2 separate regions of the Homo sapiens genome follow, and region 1 is linked to region 2. The links are chromatin contacts, found by Hi-C in ENCODE. All regions are on one chromosome and are shown on one strand. The core of a region is the stretch at or near the end of the contact, and the rest is flanking DNA. Distances in the headings are between cores, read along the strand shown. Region 1 overlaps CDH20 (cadherin 20). Region 2 has its middle 110 kb from the start of LINC01544.

The links. Hi-C counts contacts between places; a loop is a spot of excess contacts on that map. Pooled maps may share reads with other maps.
Region 1: a loop to region 2 is called in a map of mammary epithelial cell, with 8 times the contacts of the local background. The contact joins two enhancer-like sites. A Hi-C loop is called at or near these places in 7 of 168 maps with a recorded cell type or tissue (IMR-90, Right ventricle myocardium inferior, cardiac septum and 4 more) and 11 of 50 pooled maps.

The regions. Positions count from the first base shown.
Region 1 is chr18:61,552,157-61,557,505 of GRCh38, reverse strand. It overlaps CDH20 (cadherin 20), which reads right to left. Exons shown (of 12, transcript NM_031891.4): 12 at 1,727-3,316. The coding sequence ends at 2,811. Among named protein-coding and RNA genes, the nearest start is that of LINC01544, 190 kb to the left of the region's middle. RefSeq lists an enhancer at 2,913-3,420. Within about 2 kb of position 3,310, at least 2 of the 41 ENCODE cell types and tissues checked have a DNase peak (open chromatin) inside an H3K27ac peak, as active enhancers do.
Region 2 is chr18:61,632,187-61,638,076 of GRCh38, reverse strand. No RefSeq gene overlaps it. Among named protein-coding and RNA genes, the nearest start is that of LINC01544, 110 kb to the left of the region's middle. RefSeq lists an enhancer at 2,117-2,166. Within about 2 kb of position 1,721, at least 18 of the 41 ENCODE cell types and tissues checked have a DNase peak (open chromatin) inside an H3K27ac peak, as active enhancers do.

The sequences.
Region 1 (5,349 bases), core at 2,061-4,560, 82 kb after region 2:
GCTAATTTTTATCTTTGCTTGTGTTCTTATTCAGAATACATTTTCAGATTGAGTCTCATCAATTGGTTTCTACAGATTCTCCTGTTTCCCTCCAACATGTAAATTATAGGCTAGCTGTCATACCTGTTGACAAACAAATGGCTGAATAATTTTACAGCTCTCTGGCCTAACCTGATCACATTGTCTGTATAGAGATGATGATGGTTTTCTTTTTCTTTATTCCCAGAGGGATCAGCATTTGTATTACATTGTGGCAGTAGAAAGGGAATTTTAAAACTCATTTGGAGTGGGAATCTCTTAGCTTAGAGTATGAAGCTGAAATAGATCTATTTTGTGCTTCAATCACGCTTCCTGTATTACACCATTAACTATCCTCCCAGGGACCAGAAGATTCAGGAGATTTTGTTTAATTACTTCATGCCCAATATCATGGGGACCACATTTGCAGGATGTGGGGCATGATAACGCCCTGTGGTTAGGATAACAGCTGTTCTCAGTTGTAACATAAGCAGTACAAAGTGAAATACTCACAAAATTATCCTCAGGGCTGTGGTAGGAAGGAAGAATGTTATAGAGGTTGATTTGCCTACATCCATATAATTGGTATATTGTAAAGCCTAGTTTGGACTCAAGTCCATGCTTTTTCTTTTGCTTTGTTAAATGTATTTATTTTTACATTGCACTCTATCCTTGAAGAGGATGTGTGAGAGCTGCCTGCCTTTCATGGGAAGAAAGGGTTAGTATGCTGAAGGCTGAAGAGAATTTGGTGGCTGTTAATGTACCATGTAATGGTACCATGTAATGTGTAATATGCAAAAAAGCACATCCTACTGCCTCCCAGACCCTCATCAGCTTTCCTTACATTTCTGTAAACTGTTCATGTTTTACTGAGAAAACAATTCACAACACCACTCTGCGGGAAGATGGGACCCAGTACAGATGGGACATAGTTTAATCTTCATGTGTTAGAGAGTGAGTAACTACATATCAGAGGTTTTCAAAATGTGGTTCCTGGACCAGCAGCATCAGCATCTCCTGGGAACATGTTAGAAATACAAACTGCCCCAAATCGACTGAATCATAAATTCTAGGGGTGAGGTAGTTTAACAATTTCTTCACGTGATTCTGATACATTAAAATTTGAGAACTGTTGCTATAATCAAGGCTCTCAGGGAATGATTTTGTTCACAATTTGTCCTCAGTTGTGAGGATAGTTGTGTAAAATATTTTTTAGTAATAGAATGTCAAATAGAGATCCCTCCCATCATGTAGCCAAGAAGTGTTAAGCACCTACTGTATGCAGAAGAGTATGCTAGCTATTGTAGCAAAAGGAAAGATGAATAAAATATGGTTTCAACCATCTGTGAGCTCAATTTGCCAATGAAATAGAGATGTAAGTAGCACAGTAGCCTGCCTCATTGGGGGCTATGTGTAATAACCTTTTGCAAAATGAAAAATATGGGCTAAATTCACCATTGTATAGTTGATATTACCAAACCACCCTTTGCTCTTTTCAGGGATGAAGAAATGGAGGGTGTTCATTAAAAGCTTAACAGTTTGAACCATAATGTTCATATGGTTAGCTACTGAAACAGAATGCAGCCTCACACTTCTTTTCCATTGCTTTTGCCTTACAAATTAGCCCCAACCCCGGGAGCCTGAGGCTAGATCAGGATTACAAAGTCATCTTCTACCTGTTCAGCAATTAAACAAATTCACAATAGACTTTTCCTTCTATTTAACTTTTATTAAAAGAAGTGCTAAGGTACTGAGATGCAGTACATCATATTTATTACCAAAATTATTAACAAATATACAAAACTTGTACATGTAATTTTCTTACATCCATTTATTCTCTATAATACTGATTTTTGTTCAAGTAGGTTATCTACAGTATGTAAACATCCCTTGGATTGACCTCACACAGATTAGGAAAGCCCTCTAACCCATGCTTTTGTCAGATACTTCTTTTTTATTTGGCTTTCATTTGTAGCATCTAATCTCCACATTTGGCACATGGAAGAGACATCTACAGTGCAAAAGAGGCAGATTTTTCTGGTTTCATTCTGAACAATTTTGCAGGGGCACAGTTAAATAGCTGAGAGGAGACACGAGCACTCTAACTTGATGGCGTTGGATGAGCTGTAATGCCAACATCTCTTGGTTCAGCCACTAAACTTGAGCATAAAGTCAATGTCTCTTCCTTCACCCACCCTCCCACCCATCCACCCCCATGCAAGGCTGATTCAGTCTTAACCTTGTCTCAAAAGGGTTACGGGAAATTCCATCCATCCCAGAACAAGTAGGTTAATTTCACTGAGTAACAAGTTTTTTGTTCTTTCTTGTGGGTTGGTTTCTGTGGTTTGAGCCAGCAAAACTCTTAAATGGAGAATAAGATAAGATAAAAAACAGATACGAGAGTAGAACTTTCTGCTTTCAATTGGCATCTCTGTATCCAAGGCCAGAGCCTTTCTGTGGTGGAAAAGTGACAAAGGCCTTAGCGAATGGCAGAGAAAAGCCACCCTTGTCAGAACACCTTGGACTCCAAGCCTTCGCACACAGTGTCAGAAAAATCAAAAAGAAAAGAAAAAAAGGTAATTAAAGATTCTGCCCTCTTCCTTCTGGGTTTCCTTTTGCTTATTTAACTTAATCTACCCAAGTAAAGCTGATCCAGAGAGAGCTCTGTTCGCCTGCTCACCCCCATTCTCACTCTCCAGCACAGTATTGCTCGTGTGGTTGGCTGCACCTTGTCCGCGAAGCACCCGCGGAGAACGTCTGGATTTGGACGCGCGCCTGCCTCCTGGCTTCCGTCACCACAGCGGCGCGGGTCCCTCCGACGCCCCGTAGAGCTCGGCCAGCTTCCGGAAGCGGGGCCCCCAGTCCGTCAGGAAGTCGAAGCTCTGTTCCGAGTCCGACGTGGCCGACTGCAGGGAGCTCAGCGACCCCGCCACAGAGCCGTCCCCCTCGAACATATACGTCTGGAGGGAGTCGAAGGGCGGTGCCCACAGGTCCATGTCGGCCTCGTAGAGCTTGGCCAGCACGTAGCTGTGGACAGTGCTGTTCACTGCGCACGTCTGAGGCACGTAGCGGGAGAGGCTCTCGATCTCGGGCAGCATGTCCTGCCGCGTCTTGGGGGCGGCCCCCGCCTGCGCCTCCCGGGGGTTCCACATGGCCGCGATGTCGAAGGCCTCGGTGTCCTCCTCGCCGCCGCCCTCGTCGTCGTAGCGGACGATGTTCTCGTGGATGTTTTCCTCGTCGTCGATGATGTATGGTTGTTTCCGGTGCCGCCTCATGGACAAAATGAGCAACACCAGCACTGCCAGGAACAAAAAGGAGAGTGTGTTTACCGAGGAGATGTGGCTGTGTGTGCGGTGACTAGAAGTAGTCTTGATTCACCACGGATAGGGGAAGGGCTACCGAGTGGAGGGCTCAGAGATAGCTTTTGGATATCTGAAACCTCGGGGAGTTCTAATTTAAGTCCACTTTGTCCTCTTTCTGTAAGTCAGGTTGTGGACAATGAAGCCCTGTATTTCTTCAAATGGTTTAATTAGAAAAAGTTGCCTATAGTCGCTTACCATCAGCTTGCTGTTTTGAAATTGTGTGTCTACACCTAACACCCAATTTAAAATCCCACTAACAAAGCACAAAGGCCTGCTATGGACCAACATACTCTAAGGACCAGATCACGTGCTCTGTTTATATGATGAAAAATATACATTTATCCTCTTATAATGTGAAAGTCTTATTATGTAGGTGGAATTCTGCTTCCGTATATTAGCATCTTAATAGGATTCTACTCTGTATATAATCATATCTTAATATGCATAGAGACACACATACTAAGTGTGCACCAAAGTTGTAGTCTTTTTATACCTCTAAAAAACAACAGAACATAAGTGATCCCTGGGGTCCAATAAACTCAGGTTCCTCAGAGAAGCCTTTCATTAAAGAGGTGGTTGTGGCTTTCTGGACCCAAGGGTATTTATGGAAGGCAGAGAATGAGCAGTGGCCTTTTATATAATTCATCATGTTATCAAAGAAACACCACACTGTTAGATGTGCCCTTGCAGGTTTGGATAAAATTTTATCCCAACAAATGCATTTTTCCCCCCTAGAATGTGTTCGCTGGGGTTTAAAGGAGAGATAGAGATAATCCCATTGAGCTATTTATCTCTCTGAAAACGTTTTCCAGGAAGAGTGTTGAGGTTTTAGCTGTAGAACTGCTATTGATTTTTTTTTTTTCTGGTGTGCTTTGTTATAGCTGGTGAACAGTGACAGTTTGACAGCACTGCAAAATAAGACCCCAGTTTATCCAAGGGGAGAAAGTGGAGTACATTCATACATGCAGTAAAAGATTACCGACTAATAAAACTCACAACAATGATTTAAAAATTTTTTTGAATGTAGATGTGCTTTTTTATCAATTGCAATTAATGACATTAATACGTAATATTTTCCCAGATAGCTTTGGTGACAAAACATACACAGGAAACGATGATACGCTCATGTGTATTTTCCCTGTGTGCAAAAATACGAGGCGTGGACTGAAAGGAGGGTGGGATTCCTAGAGAAAAAGAGACTAATAGGACTCTAAGGAAGCGTGGGCTTGAATCGAGCCTGAAAGGTTGGAGTGTGATTTGGATTGATGCAGGTTGGAGACGTGAGATTCGAAGTGAGCATGCTGTGTTTGCAGGATTCAGTAAAGTTATTAAACCCAAGTATTTTTAATCCTCTATGCTAAGCAATGGGGAAACAATATTGAGTGTGACATGGATTCTGCTCTTGTGAGCTTGTAATCTAAGGAGATTATGGATGCTGATAATTAATGCAAGTCAGACAGTGATAAGGGCTGTTAGAGCCACAAGTGTCACTGGGAGAGTACAGAGGCAGGGCCAGTGAATTTTACCTGGGAGACTGGGTAGGGCTTCACAGAGGTGACCTTGAAGTGGTAGGGGCGGTATTTTGGATAACGCTAGGAAGCAAAATTGGAAGTCTTTTGAATACCTTGCTGGAGAGAATTCTGATGGTCATGGAGAATTAGGCCGTTTATATAGAACTAGTCCGTCTTTTGAAAAATAAAGACAGCTACATGTCTTTTTTTTTTTAAGGTAATCTAATTAGGTAAATAACAAATATTACATAACAAATATTACATGATGCCCTGAAAATCAGATTTTGAGGAAAATGGTCTTATTCAGCTGAAAGGCTTCTCTGACAGAAGAGAATTAGTTCTAGGGATGGTTTATTCTTCGTGTACTATAGGCACGGTGCGTAGAGCTTATGAGATTTTCTAGGCACTAGATACATATATGAGACATGAAAAAAAAAAACCCAGGAAGTCAGAATTAA
Region 2 (5,890 bases), core at 472-2,971:
TGTCTCATGGAAATTTACAGGTGACACATGCTCTACAGGAGGGCAATGCTTTTTCTTTCTTAGCATCCCCACTCAGTTTAGAATAACAAGCAACATTAGCTACAGGGGAAAATAAATAAGTTCAGGAATGCAAACTACTTTTCCTAATTTACTGGGAAAGAACCTCTTTTCAGTATATAAATCAGGCCTTGTTGGGTTTTTTTTTTTCCATTTAAAAAAATTACAAAAACCAAATGTATCATTTGAAAAAAACACAACTATTAAGTATGTGTTGCTTTTAATTAATCAACTCAAGTCTTCCAAGCTACTAGCAAACAAAATGTGCATATATACTGGTACATTTAAGCAAGACTGTAACAAACATGCCATCTGTTTACAGTAACTTGATGTGAGTCCTACATATGCTGGCACACAAGGGGATGACCCAAGAGCTGTATTGGCTGGAATTTGCACCATTCGGACCCTGCATTTTTAGGAAGTGTGAGAAGTCATGCAGGCTTACTGGCCTTTAGAGAGACTTTAAATAGCTCTCCCCAAGCCAGCAGAGATGGCATATGCAACCTGGCTTGAGGTGCAAAGAACTGCCTGCAGAGGGCCGCCTGCCAGCAAGCGCACACACACGCACACCTGCTGCGCACGCTTGGCACGGCCAGTGGCGCTGGGTCCATCTCAGTGAAAAGCCCTCAGTCCTCTGCTTGATTCTTTTATGAAAACAGCACTGGGTAGCACTAGGGGAGGTCCCAAAGCTGCTTAAGTGGGATCAAACAAAGGTTCCAGGAGCATGTGTGCTCTTCAGAACGCAGGTTTCTTAAAGAAAAGGGAGGAAATTCAGTGATTGAATAGTTTGGGAGGTGCTGCAACCAGTCTGCTCCTCTAGAAAATGCATGGTGTTCATACACTGCCATAGTGGAGGGCCTGCAGCAAGGAACTCTGCTTAACTTTGTTTATAAAATAAAAATGCTTTTGAGCGGGGGACGGGAGAGTCCCCTGATCTGGAGAAAAGTAACCACTCCCTAAAAAATGGCCAGAGGAGCTCCCAGACAGAAATCCCATCCTACTTCTTCCTGCTTTGGTAAGGAAACAGGCACAGGGGAATGCACATCGTGTGGCATCTGGGGAGACTGGAGCCCCTACCCAGTGGTTCCCTGGTAAAGGTCTTGAAGATGAAAATTGCCCACTTGAGACCAATAGGAACTCCCATGCTTGGTTCAGCCCTGACTGGTAGAGATTTCCGCAAAGCTTCATTCAGAAGCTTGGTCTGGAGGTGAGGAGGGGCCTGTTTGAGCTCTCTGTCGATGACCAACTCTTCCCAGTTGACCAGGACTCTCCCAGGGTTAGCACTCAAAGTCCTGAATTCCAGGAATCTCCTCACACCTGGGCAAACCTGGACATTTGGTCACCTTAGCTCTCTCAGAAAAAAGACAAAGCATTCAATCCAATCTAGTTTTTAAAAGAAAATAAGAACTAGAGGTCTGTCCACAGGAGCTGCACAAGATTGCCTTTAACCTGGGTAATTCACCCTCTGCTTATTTTTGTTGCCTTTTAATCTGTTTCCTGGTAGTAAATCTCAGAGAAGAAAATGTACCGTGTGTTTGCCTGGGGCTGGGTGGGGCGTGGTAGCTGGGGACAGCTGGCTCAGAAGCCAGGGAAATCTCTTAAGGTGAGAGAAGCTGGTTGCACCCTGGGGCCTGTGGAAAGAAACAGCAGGCCAGCTGGTCTGGGCCCTAAGTGCCCCCCTTCCCCAGAGGCTGCTTAGCCCAGCCCTCTTCTACAGGGCTTCAGCCTGCAAGGGCCTTTCCCTGCTCCCTTCACTTCAAACCTTCTTCCCCACAATGCACTGGAGTGGATTAATTCCATGCTTTGCACTGTTTCACGCTGGGGAGGGAGTACGGCTCTGGGAAAAACATTAAAATGTGTTCTTGGCTCTTTTCACACCACACTTCTTTTCCTTGCTCCTTCTCTTCTTTCATCTTTGCTCCTTCTCTTCTTCCATCTTTGCCTTCTATCATTTTTATTTTTCTCTTCTAGGACTCAATTTTAAGTCCCACCACCGTCAAGCCCAAGTGCCACTACCGCCCCCTTGTGTTTTCTTGATGGAAGAACGCAGCCCCAGGGCTGCCCACACACCTGGAGAAAACTAGGGGTGGAAAGGTGTGATACATTTTCTTACCCATCATAAGGGGCACAGCTGACACTCCTATAGGAAAAGACAGGTTAACAAGAGGAAAGTGTAACAAATTATTTGAATCAAAGTTTTACATAGCGCAAGAGCCTTCACAAATGAAGACCCAAAGACCCAGAGAAAACCATCTATTTGTATGCTTACGTTCCATGAAGAGTGGACAACTATGTCAAAATGTGAGTGGACAAGGGGTGTGATCTAATGGCGATAGACCGAGGCAGGGGGACCCAGCCAGGTATGTCCAGACTCTTTTTGGCCTCTCTATGTAGGCTTTCTCCCCCGTATGGGGCAGAATCTTTCTGGAAAGAGAAAGGGAAGAAGGGAAAGAGTGACCTTTTCAGACTTTATGGCTTGCTTTGGGGAAGAGGGATCTTAGCTTTATGACCCACTGTTGCGGGAAGTCAGGGACCCCGAACGGAGGGACCGGCTGAAGCCATGGCAGAAGAACGTGGATTGTGAAGATTTCATGGACATTTATTAGTTCCCCAAATTAATACTTTTATAATTTCTTATGCCTGTCTTTACTGCAATCTCTGAACATAAATCGTGAAGATTTCATGGACACTTGTCACTTCCCCAATCAATACCCTTGTGATTTCCCATGCCTGTCTTTATTTTAATCTCTTAATCCTGTCATTTTATAAGCTGAGGAGGATGTATGTTGCCTCATGACTCCGTGATGATTGCGTTAACTGCACAAATTATAGAGCATGTGTGTTTGAACAATATGAAATCTGGGCACCCTGAAAAAAGAACAGGATAACAGCAATGTTCAGGGAACAAGAACCCACCTTGGAGAAGGGGGATTTTGGTTTCTATGATTTGCTTCAGGGGGAGAAAGAAGACAGGAGAAGATCAGAGGAGAGACTGCTTCTGAGGCCACGTCTGAGGCCTTCCAATCTCCTCCTTTAGTTCAAAGTACTCAGCGTGCCAAAGCACCATACTTTGGGGTAATGTTTTTTTGAGCCCCAACAGAACCAAAGACTGGATGTATGAACAGTTGTGAATAGCTAGAATGCCGATTGATTAAATAGGGTTGGCAGGCCAGGCATGGTGGCTTGTGCCTGTAATCCCAGCACTTCGGGAGGCTGAGGCAGGAGCGTTGCTTGAGCTCAGGAGTTCAAGACCAGCCTGGGTAACACAGTGAGACCCATCTCTACAAAAAAATAAAATATTAGCTGGACATGGTGGAATGCTCCTGCAGTCCCAGCTACTTGGGGGGCTGAGGCAGGAGAATTGCTTGAATCCAGGAGGTCAATGGCGTAGTGAACAATGATCATACTACTGCACTCTAGCCGAGCAACAGAGAAAGACTCTATCTCAAAAATAAATAAATAGGGTTGGCAAAAGAAACACATGCCAACTGAGGTGAAATTCAGACTGGGTGGCCTGAATGGCATCTGGGAAGCCAGAAAGTCTTGGGTAACTGAGGAATTCCCTAAGAGAGAACATCTTGATCTTGTCTATGTACAATGAGCCAGAGAGGGTCTTTATCTTCAGCTCTGATAAGCACATAAGGGCAGGGACTGTGTCTGTCTTAATATTGAATTTTTAATCCTTAGCACAGCACTTAGTCCATATTTACTGAGAGCTGTATGAGAGTCAGATTTATATCGTAATTACATTATTGTAATTACACATGAACAGAGAACACTATCATGTTTTTACTATGTGCAGGGCACTGTTCTATATATTTTGTATGTATTATTTTGCCTGTTTGTCACAAGCACCCTATAAACTCTCTCTCCCATTTTACAGACAAGGAAAGTAAGGCTGAGAATATGTAACTCACCCAGGGGAACTGGCAGAGTCAGTATTTGAATCCAGGCTGTCTGGTTCCTGAGCTCTCTCATGGACTCTTCCATTAAATGTCTCTCATTTATATGTGTCTATATTTTGTCACAATGCAAAAGCATCTGCTGTTAGCAAAATAAAATGCACTTTTTTTTTTTTTTTTTTTTTGAGATGGAGTTTCGCTCTTGTTGCCCAGTCTGGAATGCAGTGGTGCAATCTCAGCTCACTGCAACCTCCGCCTTCCATGTTCAAGTGATTTTCCTGCCTCAGCCTCCCAAGTACCTGCGATTAAAGGCGTCCGCCATCATGCTCCGCTAATTTTTTGTATTTTTAATAGAGATGGGGTTTCACCATGTTGGCCAGGCTGGTCTCAAACTCCTGACCTCAGGTGATCCACCCTCCTTGGCCTCCTAAAGTGCTGGGATTACAGGAGTGAGCCACTGTGCCTGGCCAAAATACACTTTTTAATCTAAAAAAATGATACATTATGGTTTACACTTGAGTACTCAAAACTAGCTAGAGTTTTTAAATATTCTTAACTGCTAAATACTACCATCAAATAATGCGTATGTATATAATTTAAATTAAACTAAATTTGGCCTGAGGTTGCCCTTATACCGTGAGTCCCTATATAATGAATTGCAACTTAACTTAGTACATAAGCAAACTGAAAGCCTAATTTAGGAGTATATTTTTTGTAACATCTAGCTGAGTCTCAGCCAATCACAGGCTGCCAACTGATCAGACAGATCATGCCCAGTTAAGGCAAACACAGAGCTGTAACCAATTGAGTGGATTCTGTATCTCACTTCCATTTTCTGTCTATAAATGCCCCAGCTTAAGGACAGCAGCTGTCAGAACTTCTAAGGGTCCTGAAGGCTGCCCGATTCTCGAATCATTCTTTGCGCAAATAAACTCTGTTAAATTTAATTTGTCAAAAGTTTTTTCTTTTAATGAGGTAAAGGACAATGTTTTGATAAGTATTAATGCACATTTATTTTACCTTTCTGAGAGCCACGCCTTTTACCTAGTTGGCCCCAGACCAATTTGCCTTGGAAAAAGGGATGTGCAGCACTGGGGGATTTGGTGAATTACAGTGTGAATGCAGAGAAAGACAAGACAGCATTTAGATTCTGATGTGTGAAAGATAATTAAGATTTTTTCCAATTAATCTCCCACTCCATCCCACCCCCTACACCTTAACATAGGAAGGCCAATCCTGGGTAACCCAGCTCACATAGTTCTGCTGGGGAGAGTAGACGTGGTATCAGAGTGAAAGCTTGAGATGTGTCGCCAGGTGATAGAAGGGGAGAAAGTCGACTCTTCTGGCCCAAGGGGATTGTGAACAGTCTTGGAGAAGGAGGTAGACCAGAATGGGTTGTGTGTGCCCAGATTTGGGCTTTATTTGTCTTTGGCTCAAGTAGAGGGGAAGGAAAAAGCCAAGGGCAGAGGAAGGGCTCTTCTAAACCAAGATACTCCTTAGGATATTGAAAATCTCTCTGGATCAGTTCTCAGACCTGCACAGCTCAACCTGGGAGGCAGCCATGCCAAATGTACTCTCACTACAGAGAGAGGCCCAGGGTGGAATGATCCTGGGCTGCCTGCACATCCCACATCGCATGGATGCTGAGCTGAGAGCCATGGGGCTTTCCCCGAGCCTGCCGTTGGCGGGTGGAAGGGATTTCAGGATTGAGGCTGGAATTGGTGGAGGTCTTTGGGAGCAGAGGACCACCAGGATGGCAGGCTGAGTGGAGGATGGGCCGGGGCTGAGGGGTCTAAAGTAGTGAGGATTGAGTTAATTTGGGGGGTGTCGGGGTAAGCCAGAATGTGGCACCCAAGCAGTGCCCAAACCAAGAAAGACCAGATAATAGTTTACACTAGTTGTAGAATTCAGCCATGAATGCCAGCAAAGCA